Linked DNA regions of Homo sapiens: region 2 is linked to region 1. Evidence: chromatin loops called from intact Hi-C (ENCODE). Cell type or tissue: heart left ventricle. All regions are shown on one strand. Region 1 overlaps PTPRM (protein tyrosine phosphatase receptor type M). Region 2 overlaps PTPRM (protein tyrosine phosphatase receptor type M).

The links. Hi-C counts contacts between places; a loop is a spot of excess contacts. Peaks named below come from ENCODE experiments on the same cell type or tissue, not always from the same donor. Only the 100,000 strongest peaks of a DNase experiment are listed, where the experiment ranks them.
Region 2: it touches region 1 in a loop (1.9-fold over the local background); 7 of 110 quality-filtered maps call a loop at or near these places.

The regions. Positions count from the first base shown.
Region 1 is chr18:7,751,943-7,759,942 of GRCh38, reverse strand. The region is part of intron 1 of PTPRM (protein tyrosine phosphatase receptor type M); the gene reads right to left. Among named protein-coding and RNA genes, the nearest start is that of PTPRM, 190 kb to the right of the region's middle. In heart left ventricle, a CTCF peak has its summit at 4,032; no DNase peak of the experiment used is centred here; H3K27ac peaks cover 1,299 bases.
Region 2 is chr18:7,596,705-7,604,704 of GRCh38, reverse strand. The region is part of intron 1 of PTPRM (protein tyrosine phosphatase receptor type M); the gene reads right to left. Among named protein-coding and RNA genes, the nearest start is that of PTPRM, 33 kb to the right of the region's middle. In heart left ventricle, a CTCF peak has its summit at 3,171; no DNase peak of the experiment used is centred here; H3K27ac peaks cover 2,535 bases.

The DNA.
Region 1 (8,000 bases):
GACATCATATTTGCTGAAAAGATCACTGAAGAACACCTAATATTATAGTTTCCGTACAACTCTCCTTAACCCAAACCTCTTCTCAGCCTCTGCTTACTAACGTCTACAATTATTTGAGTAAGTCTACATTTTTCCATCTGTAACAAAGAGGCTTGAAATTTAAAACTCAAAAGAACATAATATGAAAATGGCTTCACATAGCCAGTCCTCTAACCACAGCTACTCCAAAAAAATATTTATTTAGACCTATTGTGCACAGGGCCACATAAACAATCCACAAGTAAGGATAACTAGATATTAGATATTTCTTATTTTGATGCAGATTACATAAGAATATTAGACATATGAAAAGTGGGTGGAAAATAAGTTTAAAAAAAGAAGACAGTATCAAATTCAATGACTTCATAATATGCCTGGGATGAGCCTTATCTGCGTCCAGAAACTATTCATTGGGATATGTTTAATATACCAAGAGAGTAGGGAGTTCTGTTTCTCAGGAAGCTTTTTTATTTTTCATATGGCTGACTTGTAAGAACTTGTGGTTGCTGGGATAAGTTAAACAAAGTGTCACCATATATTTGGTTTTAATAGTCTGAGTGGGTAATTTTATATTTGATTATCTGTGGCTTGGATCTCTCTTTGAGATATTCTTTAAATACCCTTATTGTTGGCCCTTGGCCATATTGGACACTTACCTTTAACAATACCTAGTACTGTGTGTGTTGTGAATAGAGAATAAACACTTGTGCATCGATGGAATATTGACTGGACTTAAGAAATAGTAACCCTTCATGGAGCTAGAAATTTGCCTAGAGGAGGCTTCACAGACCAGCTCAATTTCTGTAAGGTTTAAACCAATGATCAAATGTGTGCTTAGTAGCTGCAACCCCTTGCTGAAGGACAAGCTACAGTTACCAGCTGATAGCTCTGTCTCAGCCATCACCAGGAAACACATCCCTGATCACAGACTCCCTCCGACAGTTACTTCATCCCATTTGCTGTACTGAATTTGCCAGTATAAACAGTATGTTCATTTTACCCTGGGTTCAGGGGAGAAATGAGGGCGTGTACATCACTTTTCAGCAGTACACTTCACTGATTCAAAAATTCTGGGGTTGGGAGTGAGTAAAAACCAAGTTGTATCAATCTCATTTTTCTCCATATGCTCTATAAACTTCAGAGAGATGTTTATCACAGAAATACAGATAAGACCTTAACCACAGGAGAGCAAAATGTGATATCTTTACTGATAATTAGTAATAAAGACCTTCATTCTACTGAACTTTAATATATTTCTAACTTCAGAATTAAAAAGTAAAACCCAGGGGAAACCAGAAGGTTTAATTAGGTCAGAGAAAGATGTGGACTTGAAGTGTTTCCAAAAAAATCCTATTACAGACAAATTGTTAATTGCTAGAGCCACTAAACACTGTATGTCCTTTAAACACTGAGATATTAACACAAACCTAAATCCTGATTTACAAATTGGGTGGTAAGCCTTCACTTCCCTAATGTGTTTCCAGTAGGGCTCCTGAAAACACCAACAATTTCTATCACACAAAATGTTTCTTTAAAGGTTACTGATCTCCAATATTCCTGCAATGGTGCTGCTATTCTCATTCTGGATTACAAGCTTTTGTCTTAGCTCAGTGGTTCTGAAACTTTGAAGAGCTTATGGATCCCTTTGAGTATCTGAACAGAGCTACCCAGGATCCTCCTCCCTAGGACAAATGCGTATCTGTGCAAATTTTATAATTCCTTTCTTAGAGGTAATTCAACACTTACTCAAAGTGTGCTTCACTGGCCACCTGCATCAGAATCACTGGGATAAATTACTAACACATGAATATTGAGTCCCGTTCTAGATTTACGGAATCAGAATTGTTGGGAGTGAGGTTGGGGCTCTGAATTTTAGGATGTGTCCCCCGTGATTATGCCACTGGTTGATGGGCAGGTAAGCACCTCTGTTATGGCCATTTTGCTATGGCATGCACTTAATTTTCCCTGAGAAGCCCAAGCTCTTTTATCTCCCCATGACTAAAGGGCATCACCACCAGCATCCCCTGCATCCCCACCCACTCTTCACCCTGGGCTTGGGATACCCCATACCCACTCGCCTGCAACCATGCACATTAAGCTCAGACCCCCTTCTGGACATTACCTGGAGACACTTCTCACCTACCATCCCAATAAGCTCCTGCTCACTCATCCATTAAGACCCACTGCCACAGAATGTACTAGCACCCTTCTCTATTCCTGGGTTATTCATTTTTCACTTCATCCCAATTCTCCTACGTACGAGATTGTGCCCCTTATCACCCCACATGGTGTGTGTGTTTTTACTTGGCTTCCCAAGAACAGATGAGCCCCAGAGGCTTACTGCAGAAACGCCCACCTGCTGCTGGCTGCCCAGGGGTCACTCCTTGACTATGGTAGCAAGACTGAAGGATACCCAACTTACATTTCTACAGTGGAACACAGAATTATGTCATTCTCCATAGGTGAAGCTGACCTTAGAGAACACTCAAAAGTATTGTGCAAATATGAAAAACTAAGGCTGATTCATCAAAAGCAATCCAGTCAACATCCAAAAACTCCTGATTCATCCGAGGGCACTCTTAGCACAGTAAGAGATGCCCAACACAGAATCCTGACCCTTGAGTTTAATTTAGTCAGGAATACAGAACACATGTGTGACCTACTATAATTCAACATTGTGACCAGAAGATGACATGGTATCAGAGATTACTAAAAGGCCTACTTCAGATTAGGAAGAACAAGGAAGAATTCACAGGGGAGAAGGCATTTAAGGTGTAGCTGGGAAGCTGGGAGAAGTTCTGAGAGGCACATACAGAGCATTCCAAAAGAGCCTTAACAGAGGACAGGTGGCCCGTTATGAGAAGGCCATGGTGTGTGTGTGGAATAAAAGTTTGCTGCAGCGCAAAGAATATTTAAAACATGGCTGAAGATCAGGCTACAAAGGTGGATGGGAGCAGCACAGGCCAAGCTGGGGTCCACACTGGGCAGGAAGGAGACTATTACACTGCCACATTGATGATTCCACAGGGCCATGCACAGCAGCCTGGCAAAAAAGGAGGGCAAAAACGTTGTCCCCCCTTTACAACACAAGGGAAGCCATCCGAATGATGTGGCTTGCCTGCAGTCCCAGAGCAGATGATGCCAGAGGTGGAATTTGACCACTGGTTTCCCAACCCCTAAGAGGCACATTTTCCTTATTGTATATATATATTGTATATTGTACATACAATTGTTATATACAATCATAGTGGGATGACTATTCCATGGATGCTCCTCACAAATCTACTACATAAGTAAATTGCATCTCTACTAAAAGGCACACATTAGATGTCATCCTTGAATTTTATAGCCAAACAGCACTGACATCTCAACACCACTGGAGATCCTTTACAGACTTATTAAGTAAAGATTTGATGGTAACAGAAACAAATTAATTAACAAAAGGCATGGAGAAGTGAGATTTATTTCCTCAAATTGATATCCGAGAAAATTTGCTCCCAGAATCAACTATGGATAATTCTGCCAAACAAATCAATCCTTTACAAACTAAAGCATGTTAATTAAGCAAGAGCACTTGGAGAGGCAATACACTGCACTAGGCATGTTTACAGAAGAATGAGGGATGCACAGAATTAACTGCTTGTTTGCTTTTCAATCTGCATCAGAAACCTAACTGGAGAAACCTAACCTAACACTGAAAGCAACCACAAGGAACCATCAAGAAAACAGACACAAGGCAAGGGTGCTCAGAGATCAAAATCTCTCTTCAAAATTGAAATGCTAATGTACTCCAGACTCGGAATTGCTGTACTAGAGAGGAAATTAATATCAAAGCTGGAACAGTATCTACTGTTCCACTCAGTAAGATGAAAACAATGGAGTTTGGCCAAACAGTACAAGGAAATATAGGAATCTGATACAACAGAGGAAATGAAGACAAATCTTGCAAAGAATTCAAAATGGAACAAAGTTGTGCAACTTACCCCTGTGCAAGTGGAACACTAGAGGGAGAACAAGTTTTGTGTTGAAAACTGTATGACCACAGCAGCCTCTCAGCTTAAAAGTCCATAGTCTTCAAACTCTCACCTTAGCTGCCCGCACAGCGAGCAGCAGGTAAAGGACCAGTGCAAAATAGAAAATCTGTAGAACAGCACAAATATAATTAGTGTAACCTATCACTTTTTGAAGGTAGGATTTTCTAAATAAAAGGCTTGGCTATGCTTTGGGCCAATGATATTTAAGAAAAGCAACCAAGAAATGAGGGCAGATTGTTTTCATCTCATTTTATTTCTAGACAGTTTAAAAGCCAAATGACACACATAGCACAAAATAAAATTCTTATACCTATCCTCATATCCTATTTTTGCTTCGGACCCAAATTCAGTCAGCCACCAACTCAGTTGCTCTTCCACATGGGCCACACATGCCCCTCTCCTCTGCTGTAGCAGGAAGACCACCCTTATCCATACCCCAAAAGGCTGTGCTGCCATTTTCTTATTCCTCTTCTCATTTCTGGTCTTCCTCCTCACTATATAAACATGCTGATTGAAGAGATCACAGTATCCAACTCCTGGAAGGAAACTTCAAAATAAAAAGCTAAGCTTGTTTTCCATACTCACCTCCAATAGAGCCTACTTTGAATCTTTCCAGTTCATCTTTTTTTTTTTTTCAGGCAGTCTCTGGTTTGTCTGTGTTTTTAATGATAATTCTACCCCTTCCTGTAGGGCTACGTGTCTCTCCACTACTACTAGTTGTTTGATTTGTCTGATTACTATCTTCAAATTCTTGGTCCCAAGTATTACAAAGTGTACCCTGGTAAATTTAAACAGAAGAGAGTTTCACCGAAGGGTCAGTGATAAATGGTAAGATTAGAGAAGCATGCTCCGGCAGGAGCCTGAAGAGGAGACACGCACAGGATTGGGCCACAGCACAGTCTGCTCAGGAACACGGACGCTCACGGCCACTCATCCAGCCTGTGCCCTTTGCAAAAGCCTCACAGTGAATAATCTCTAACTAGTTCAAAGTTCACATTCCCTGCATTAAGCTTCCAGTTGGCTGCATGGAGTCACAGATCCACATTCCAGCTACCAGGGAGCAGACAGAGGGACTATCCAGCTCTCTGTGGCCTCCTCAGAAAGAGGTAAGATCTGCCTCCCATGTGCCTTGGGATCCCCCCAAACATCACTGTCCACTCCTGATGCTTATTTCTTGAGAGAACAGACCATGAAATGAATAAACAACACTGATACAAGGATGCTATGACAGGGAGTGGGACTGCCAGTTCAATCAAAGGACTTGTTACCTCATTTTCAAGTGGCATGACTGCTTGGCAATTATTCCAGGTAATATGGAAAGGAGGCTGACATCTCAATACTGAGAGACAATGAAGACTGGCAGGGAGGGAACATCTTGGGAGCTAGAAGGCTGGCCTATGGTGAATAATCCTGGTGTCTGTTGGTTTACTCTTCACATACTCACTGTTCAGCTATTTTCTTGCTCTGTGTGTCCATATTTGTTTTAGATTCAAGTACCTAGAAGAGGATAATTTGTATTCTATGAAATTCTGCCTATAAGAAGCACACAGGAAATGTCGGGTAATTGCACAGGGTCTCTTTAAACTGCTTAGTACAAGATCCAGCAGAATGCTGTGCACATTAGGATTCTCAAAAATCATTCACTGATGACAAAAACTACAAGGTATATGATGAAAAGAGTAAAGAAGAAATAGAAAACCAAAACACAACCATACAACATGGGCTAAGACTTAAAATGTCAACTAATCTATATTCAACAAGAAGTTCTAAAGCATTTTCACATACTGGAAATATAAGCTTGTCATTTTGAAAAATAAAACACAATAAAAAGGAATACTGCACCCATAGAGATGTATGGGGTAGGCTTCCAGCATACACATGAACCATTACTTTACTGGTGCCAAAATGAAATAGGAGGAGATGGGTCAAAAGTGGAGAAGGGGGGAAAAGGTGAGTAAAGCCAAAAATCCAACAGTGTAGCAGGTCCCAAAATGAAATAATGTGTAGACAGCCAAAAAAAAAATAGAATTATAAATGAAGCCAACAGAAAATGGTATGACTCCACCAATAACATTAGCAAATACGGCCAAAACAAAATGATATGAACTAACACTAAACTGGCAGTTGAAAGAACAGTAAATTTAAGCATTTAAAACTTTTTAAAGGTGTTATGGCAAAGAAAGTCTGCAGTTACAGATAAACTCACTCTGTTGATTTAAACCTATTTATATTACATATAGTGAGTGAGAATGGAATTTGATACTTACTGATCTCTTACTACGTTGTGTTGACTTAACTTACCTCACTTAACACTCATACTCAACAACCCTACCATATAGGATGTACTGTGCTCATTTAGCTGATGGGCAAACTAAGGCTTCGAGAAAGAAAAGATTTCTCAAGATTATATAAGCAAGCTAATGATAGTAACTAGCACTCAAATCAAGATGTGTCTGCTTTCAAAGCTTATTTTCTTTCACTCTTAAAACACGCTGCTTCCTCTTAAAATGTAGAAAATAAATATATCTATACATATATATGTATAGATATACATATAATTCTGACTTTACTTTCAGTCAAAATGAAGAAAAATATCTACCTCTATACAATCAAAACAATACGGACACACATAGAAAAAGGAAACCCATATCCACCTCAATTTTTTTCTTTCACAAATGTAGAGATAACTTGCTGGCTCTCAATGGATGATTTACAAAACTACTAGTTTTTCCAAACAAACATGTTCAGTCAAATACATATGGCTAGAAAGAGACCTGTATCCCCTTCCAAACTGGTTTTGGTTCTCTACTAAACCAAAGGTTTGCAAGACTGCTCCTCCCCATCTCGTTCATCACATTACCAGAATCTGCCCCTCCCCCCAAATCATTAAACTCCTAAATAACTTTTTATTTTAAAGAGGGGTTAGACAGAAAGAATACTTACAAAAAATAAAAAGAAATAGATTTTAGACCAGGAATATCTATCAAAGTAACTAATAAACTTAGAAAACACATTCATTGCCAAGTGCCTAACTAAAAGGCCAAAAAACATCTAGGTACGTAGTTTTCTCTGAGTATTGTTTTCTATGACACACGAGTCTATGTCTAACATTAATAAAATCTAAAATTGGCCAGGCACGGTGACTCATGCCTGTAATCCCAGCACTTAGGAGGCCGAGGTAGGCGGATCACCTGAGGTCAGGAGTTCAAGACCAGCCTGGACAACATGGTGAAACCCCATCTCTAACAAAAAATACAAAAAATAAAAAAATTAAAAAAATTAGCCAGGCATGGTGGCATGCACCTGTAATCCCAGCTACTCGGGAGGCTGAGGAAGGAGAATCACTTGAACCCGGAAAGCAGAGGTTGCAGTGAGCCGAGATCACGCCATCGCACTCCAGCCTGGGCGACAAGAGCAAGAGACTCCGTCTTAAAAAATAAAAATAAATAAAATCTAAAACTAACCATTACTGTCATGTTTCCTACCTTTTGAAATTATAGAAATTTTTTTAAAAAAAGAATATATTCGAGGCCTAGCATACATACTTTTCTAGAATGTCATAAAGAATAAGCTCAAATGACATTCAGAATCATACCTCAAAGATGATCAGATCCCGAAGACACAAACACACATATAGCAGAATTCAACTTGGTTTAATAACTTAGGCAGGAAATTTGGCTAATCCATACAAGATGAGATAAAGAGTTGAAACCAAAAAACATTTAATTAATTCTGTATGTGTGAGTTGGAGGGGAAACAGGAGGAAAAAGAAAAATCAAAAAGGTGTCATTACGCTTGGTAAATGCCAGACAGCAGAAAAGTCATTCAGCCAACAACTCTGCATGGGCAACCTAATTTGGTTGGGGTGGCAGCCCAGCCCACCCTAACCAAATAAGGTCTCCCTATGTCCCGTCAAACTTGCACTTC
Region 2 (8,000 bases), 160 kb after region 1:
ATACAGTTACTGCTAACCATGCACTGCACTGGAAGGTAATGTCAAAATAAAATTTAAAATCTGTTTGCATCCTCCTTCTGAGTACACGCATTCTTTCCATATTCATAAATTCAGCATCACCATCAATACTTAACATTCCCGGCACAGACACCACTTGCAAATTTCCCCATGCAGCCCCTCCAGGGCCCACTTCAGACTCATTTGAATTGGAATGAGTATTTCCAGGTGCTGTCACTAATGCCAAGACTTCAAGGATTTCCCATACCAGAGAATCTCTGTTTCCTAGATTATAGCACATATTCCACAGGAATCAAGTTTTCGTTGTTGATGTTTGTGTTTTACCAGAGCAGCAGCTATGTCCAAACTGGTCACGAACCTCCAGCCTTACCTCCTGCATCTGGCATGTGGCCAGGCAGCCGCTGTGTCTCACTCTTAACCCTCCAGATCCTAAATCTGGCCCCTCAGGTCCCAAATTTAGTGTAAAGCCCTGCTCGGCATGAAAAGAATTGGAACAACTCATTCACAACCTGGATCATTTTTCAGTCTTCCGAAGGAAGAGACAATTTTAGCAGATCTCAAATAAAAGAATAAATGTATTGGGCTCAATTCCCAGTAACTACACTGATCAATACATCAAATGAAAATCATTTCTTGTGTGAAAAAAGAAAAACAGCACATCTTATGTAATGTGATGATTTTATAAATAATTATGTTGGCATCAAAATCTGTAAGGCACTGATCCCCACTTTATAAAGGATGGGGTTAGGCAGACACAAGCCCCCGATGTTACTATAAACTAAAGCCAGTGTGTCAGACCTAAAACCCACTGAAAATTGATCCTGGCCCAAGCATGTGTATGCTGCAGAGGCCAGGGTGCCACACAGCAGCAGGGATCAATGCTCCATTGTGAATCGGGCTTAGCAGACTCCACAGGCTGCTGTGTGTTCCACAGCATGATCCCTGAAAGGATAAAAATCACTAATTCTGAACCAGGAGAGCAGGAGGTTTGCCCATTTTAAAGCCAAAGCTACCAACTGGCATTACAGAAAGGAAGTTGGAGGAACAGAAAGAATCAGCAGGCTTCAGACAAACAGATACTCCTGACAGCAAAGCAGAGAAGGAGAGAGAAATGGGAAGTCCATCACTCAGGATCTGCCCACCAGACTCTCCCCATGGAGCACATCTGGCCTCACATGGATCCTGCAGACCTCACCCCAGGTTAGGAAGAAGAGTCAAGGCCAAACAGGCAAAGCCCAGGTAGCTGTTAACAGGCAGGGGCCCTGCAAACGTTAGCTTAACATCCAAATCAAACATTTACCAGAAAGATTCAACACCAATCTCCCAAGACGGAGTTGCAAAGTAGTCTCACAGTTTTGCAATGAATCTCAACAAAACAAATTCTACAGTTAAAACTCCAATTACTTATTTACCATAAAGTTAACTGACAGCATGACCAAAGATTATTAAAATAATTCCAGGCCGGGCACGGTGGCTCACACCTGTAATCCCAGCACTTTGGGAGGCCAAGGCAGGCAGATCACGAGGCCAGGAGATCGAGACCATCCCAGCTAACATGGTGAAACCCCATCTCTACTAAAAATACAAAAAAATTAGCCAGGCGTGGTGGCGGGCACCTGTAGTCCCAGCTACTCAGGAGACTGAGGCAGGAGAATGGCGTGAACCCAGGAGGTGGAGCTTGTAGCGAGCCGAGATCACAACACTGCACTCCAGCCTGGGCGAGAGAGTGAGACTCCGCCTCAAATAATAATAATAATAATAATAATAATAATAATAATAATTCCAAATACATCGTTCTTAGATATTTTCATAATAACTCATATTTTCTCTTAATATTTTTAGTGTCAAGTATTGAAATATATATATTATATATATTTAAATTCACTGAAGCATTGTCAAGCTTTTTTTAAATGCCAACACTTTTATTTTTAAGGTTCCACGTTCACAGTGCAAGGAGAAATGGGACTAACTAAACAATAGTCCTATTTAACATTTCTATAAAGCTCTATAGTAAATAATATGCTTTAAAAAAAAAAGCATTGCCACAGTCTTGAAAACATGGGAAGACCCCAAGCCTACAAAAAATAAAATATTAGCCAGGCAAGATGGCATGTGCCTATAGTTGCAGCAACTAGGGAGGCTGAGGTGGGAGGATCCCTTTAGCCCAGGAGTTCAAAGTTACAGTGAGCTATGAAGACACCACTGCACTCCAGCATGGGCTACAGAGCAAGACCCTGTCTCAAAAAAAAAAAAAAAAATTGCCACAATCAAACTTCCCAGATAACCCAAATATCTAATGTTAAATTCAACTGAATCCAACCAAACCCAAAGCTTCTCACTGGTCTTCTTTTAATTTGTGCCTCCCTATTAATTCCTCCTTCACAGTCCTTTTACTGTGCTAGATGGAGTCAAGTTCATAGAAGTGGATAACTTGCCCAAGATCTTACCACCAACTTAGTGGTAGAAACAACTACACCAAGGTCCCCACCCAGCTCTGACTTGAGGTCACCTCCTGCAGTCCTGACCACTTTAAAGAGCACAGACTTTGAAGGAGACGGCCAATTCATTGCTGATTCTGTCACCGACTTGCTAAGCAGACCGTAGCAAGTTACTTAAGTGCTCCAGGTTTAAGTCCCCTCATCAGTAAAATGCAAATAATGGTGGCACCTTTCTCCCAGGCCAGTGTAAGCATTTGTGTGTGACAGTGCCTAGCATGCCTAGGGGCTCAAGGAACTATATACTGTTTCTGTAGTTATTATTATTCTCTCTCCCCTAAATATGAAAAATTCCTAGCACTAACCAGATTACCAAATTAAATGGCACAAGATTAATTTATGAAATGGGTACAATGCAACTGATGTATGAGAATGTAGATTACTGTTACCCGGGTGTAGCAGGTTGAATAATGAACACCCCAAGTCATCAAGTCTTAACTCCTGAAACTTGTAAAATGCTACCTTACTTGATAAAGCGGTCTTTTAAAATATGATCAATGATCCTACAATGTGGAGATAATCCTGGATTATTCAGGTAGACCCCAAATCCAATGACAAAGATCCTTAAAAGAGACACACAGAAGAGAATAAACCCAGAGGAGAAGGTGATGTGAAGACGGAGGCAGAGATTGGAGTGATGCAGCTATGAGCCAAGGCTCGCAACAGCCACCAGGAGCCAGGAGAGAGGCCCGGAACGGGGTGTCTCCAGAGCCTTAGGAAGGAGCGTAGCTGCTCACACCTTGACTCCAGACCTGGCCTCCAGAACTGTGAGAGAAGAAATTTCTGTGGTTGTAAGCTGGCAAGTTTGTGGTCATTTGTTACAGCAGCCCCAGGAAACTAATGCACCGGGGGAGAGTAGTGACTCATACAGCAAGAAATAAAAGGGGGCAGAGAAATATCCAGAGCTAGGACTGTCCTTCCTGCAGATATGCCAGTGGGGAGGAAAGCCTAACTGAAACTCAGACTTAAGATCCACGAAACTGTTCAGAAACCGCGGGCTAGAAAAACGGTAATTTGGATACAACAGCCAGTTTTCTGTCTCCTAAAAGGTGGACATTTGTTCCCCTGTAGGGTGGAGCAATCCTTCTGTCCTAGGAAAGCCACGCCACTGGGCCAGCCGCTTCTGCAGCCCCAATGCAGGATCTTGAACCAACAGAGGGGCTCCGGGGCTCGGTCACACAGGGGAGGTCAGCCTTTGGAGAATTGTTGTCTTCTCCAAGCATGAATTCAGGTTCTGTGTTTCTCAGGAGGTGAGCCTGTTCTCAGTCCAGCAGAGCTCCCTGCAGATGCAGGAGCAGTTTCCTCTGAAACCCTGACAGCACCTAGAGGCCCAGGTAGACACAAGTGCAGCAGAGGGGAACTGAGGGGCGCAGCGTCTTCCTCTAGGCACCTCTTGGGCCACAGCCTGGTGTGCATCAAGCAAGCTTACCGGTGCAGGCAGCAAGAGCACACAATGGCACAGCCAGCACCAGCAGGTTACTCCCTCCTGCAGCTAGTGAGGAAGCAGGGGAAGGGCAGGGCCTGGAGTGGAGAGACTGCTGAATGAGCAAGGGAACCAAGTCCTTCAGGGAGGGGAGCGGGTAGAGACAACGCACAAGGTGGTGATCACAAGGACATGGACTTTTGAGTTACTGAAGTCAACAGAATGTATTTGATAGCCACAGACTGATGAGGTCTGGTGACACTGAAGTCAGGAAATGCATTTGCAAGTAAAGTCAGTGCAATTCAGTCAACACTTGTGGGTTGGTGTGGGGAGCAAGTGGTGTGTTATGTGCTGGATTTGAAAGGGGAGACAAGATTGCTGCCTCCAGATTTCTGGCTGCGCAGAGCTCTGTAGGATGATCATGAAAAAGCCGATGTTAGAAATCACAATGATGGCAATGGCTGGCCTTCGAGGCATGCTAACTACTTGACAGTCACTGTTCTCAGCCCCGGATGTTTATTACCTCATTTGGTCCTCGCAACAGACTGTGAGGTAGTCACTATTCTCCCCGCTCTACACATGAGGCATCTCAGGCTCAGAAAGATAAAATAACTTACCCTTCAGCAAACAGCTAGACCAGGAGGAGCTAGGTTTCAAATCCAGATTGGTGGGCCCCAGAGTCCTGCTCCTAACCTCTGCAGTAAGTGTGAAAAGAAAGCAGGGTCAAGCATTATGAGAACAGCTAAGAGAGCAACTGACTTTACACCAAAGCAGGGTGCATTACAGGAGAAGGGTGCAATGGCAGTGACATGCAGATAGACGGTAAAAGGCATGTAGAAGATCCCAGGAGCAAGGTGGATGGATCCCACCCAGCACCTAAGCAAAAGAACTAGGGTGAAAGGTGAAGGTCAAGTGTGCTTCAAGAGTAGCAAATGCACAGTGCACAGTCCCCAGCTCGGGAGGGTGCCACAAGAAGGGAGGCCAAGAACAGCTCTCATCACAAACAGGCCTTTGCTTTCCCTCAAGAGGGCTTTCTATCACATGGGTGGCTTTTTTAAATGGCAGATTCTCCTGGGCCCTGTGTTAGCCTCTGGAATGAAAAATGTAGCAGGGTGCTACATTTGAATAAGCACCCCCAGATGATCCTGTGAACCCCAGGTTGCAGAAACTCTGCTGTGGCAACTGGGAGCATGCACAGACTTAAGCCACAGAAAGAAATGATGAGAGCTGTTGGGAGCTCTCACTGAAAGCAAGGAACTGAGTCAGGGGTTATAGCAAGGGACCCAGCAAAAGCTGGGATAGTGGAATTTCCATATAGTACTTTTAGTAAACTTACACTTGTAGAGACAAATTAAAGAATTATTTGAGACTATTTAGACCTGCATGAACTCTCATAGTGTAATCTGCATGCTAACTTTAGCGGTTCAGCTATGAATTACAAATTCAACCTGTCCAGGGGTAGTGAGCCATTTTTTATTTTAAGCTTGAAAATTGCCCCGTAGTAATTTTGAAATATTTTAACTCTATCTCAGAACATACATAAAACACAATGAGTTCACCTTATTTTCTAATAAAGACTTCAAAGTTCCTTTTCTTTTTTTTAACAATAACACTTACAAAACCTCAGTAGTGACTGAAGAATTACTTCTTCTCAACAACAGCTGAGTTAAATTCCTCTAATCTGGTTGAGGCCAAGAAATTCTAAACACTTGATTAAACTACTCATGCCACAGAAGGCCACAGTGTGTTTGGGAATGACGAAAATTAGAATGAACGAAAATATCTTTATTTAGTCTAAAATGTGATAATAATGCTTTAAGATTTGCTCAGCTCTTTAAGCATCCTTGCAAGAAATAGAGTTTATATCCTTTAGGAATGAGACTTTACTATTAAGTAACTGGGTATGAATCACCTTAAATTGGCTACCGCGCCAAGGGACACACAGTTGCTTGTTTATTCTGTTGCCTTAAAAAAAAAAAAAAAAAAGGAATTCAGAACTAAATTCTCAGGCCAAACAGCCAGTCAACAAAAAACAAACACTAAGATAACAGCAATGTTTAGCAGAAAAAAAAATCTAACATGAGGCAAAAGTTGAATAAGCAAAAAACATGTCTTCCAAGAAAGTGCTGACATCAACAATACTATTAATACAGCAAAGCTGAACTATGGTTAGAAACCCTGTTATAAAAGGATACCCAGACTTGCACTATTTTAAAAATAATGTTACTTGGTTCTAGAAATTTCTGAGTACCTAATTTCTGTCCCTGCATCCCAAAGAACTGAGCATAGAACTAAGCCTGCAGTAGATGATCAATAAACACACGTAGACGTGCTCAGTAGAGTTTAATGAATACCAAACATGTTTGTCTTAACCTCAGAATTATGCTTTGCTTTCATTCCTATGAAAGTTTGTATAACTAGAAACACAATCACAAGCACTTAAGTCAGATTTCAGTTTCATAAACATAGGATCATAATTTTGAGCCACACTGTTTACGAGAAGATATTACTTAGCTATTGGCAATAAACATTTTGAGTTTTAGGAAACCAAAGATTTCCTGGGTAATTCTGAGCTCTGGAATAAGAAATACTGACCAATATATATTTGGATTAAGATAAAAAGAATTTTACTTTGTTGTAGTTTTAAATACATAGCTTTTTAAATTGGCCTTGGTTTCATTCACAAATATGATCTAAATTTATACCTAAACCCCACTAATTTCAAGAGGACTGTCTATATTAACAATTTTTTTTAAAGGCAAAATATCCCATTTTTTAAATGCATTGTTTCAGGCCTGGAACGCTGCACTATTGATTAATGCTAATATGAGTTATTTATAAATGGCCTGACAGATGACCCTGAATTGTCCATATCTGGATAGTTTTAGGGAGTAAGCTTTTCACCTATCCACTACATGTGTATTCTCTTTGCAAATTTGTACTCTCTTTCAAATAGTGTGGTTTCTGAAATCTTTACAGGAAATCTAATGCTTACGTAATTAAAACTAACACTTTACATAAAATCTGTAATGCAGGCTATTAATGGATATGCGAGCTATGTATCCAGACCCACTGGACATTCCATAATCCACTTCATGATTCCTGCCTACCCAGCTTAGTGTAGATGAGTGCAATACATGAATGGAGAAGCAGGGACGGAAACTTTATTAGCAAAAAGTGACTTTTTAAGAAAACTGCAGCTGACCTCAGGTTGTGGCAGTGACTACCTATCTGTGTCTAATTTCATCCTGCTCACACCTTCCCACTAAAATACATAATTAAATTCCCATGCCAAAGAGAGTAACAAAACTGACTCTAGTAAGTCAAGAATCTGTCCACTTGGGGGAAAATTACCTCCCATGACAATATTGATCCGAAAGGTAAAGAAACGATTAGCATCCAAGTCTGAGACCCAGCAAAGGGACCAGAAGAGAACACAGAGAGAACAGCATTCTCTCACCAGCCCCACTTCACACCTCAAGGCCTCTGGAGGTCTTCCATGAACCAAGGCTTCTACTGCTGCTCATAAAAGTAGTCAATCATTCCCCCTTTACCACACATGTGCACACAGTTAAGTTTCTCTATGGTACAAAAACGCTATGAATTAAAAGATAAACGAAGGCTGGCACAGTGGCTCAACAATCCCAGCACTTTAGAAGGACAAGGAGGGTGGATCACTTGAGGTCAGGAGTTCAATTCCAGCCTAGCCAACGTGGCAAAACCTAGTCTCTACTAAAAAATACAAACATTTTCCGGGTATGGTAGCATGTGCCTGTAATTCTAGCTACCGGGGAGGCTGAAGCACGAGAATCGCTTGAGCCTGGGAGGCGGAGGTTGCAGTGAGCCGAAATTGTGCCAATGCACTCCAGCCTGGGTGACAGAGAAACTGTCTGAAAAAAAAGAAAATAAAGGAAAAAAAAAAGATAAATGAAGAAAGTAAGGGAAAATACTTTGAAGAGAAGGAAAGGAGTGAGTGGCATTTCTACAAAGAGTTTTAACAAACAAATCAGATAATGACTCCAGTAGGAAAAAAGCAAAGGAAAAGGCAATAAACATACAGCAGT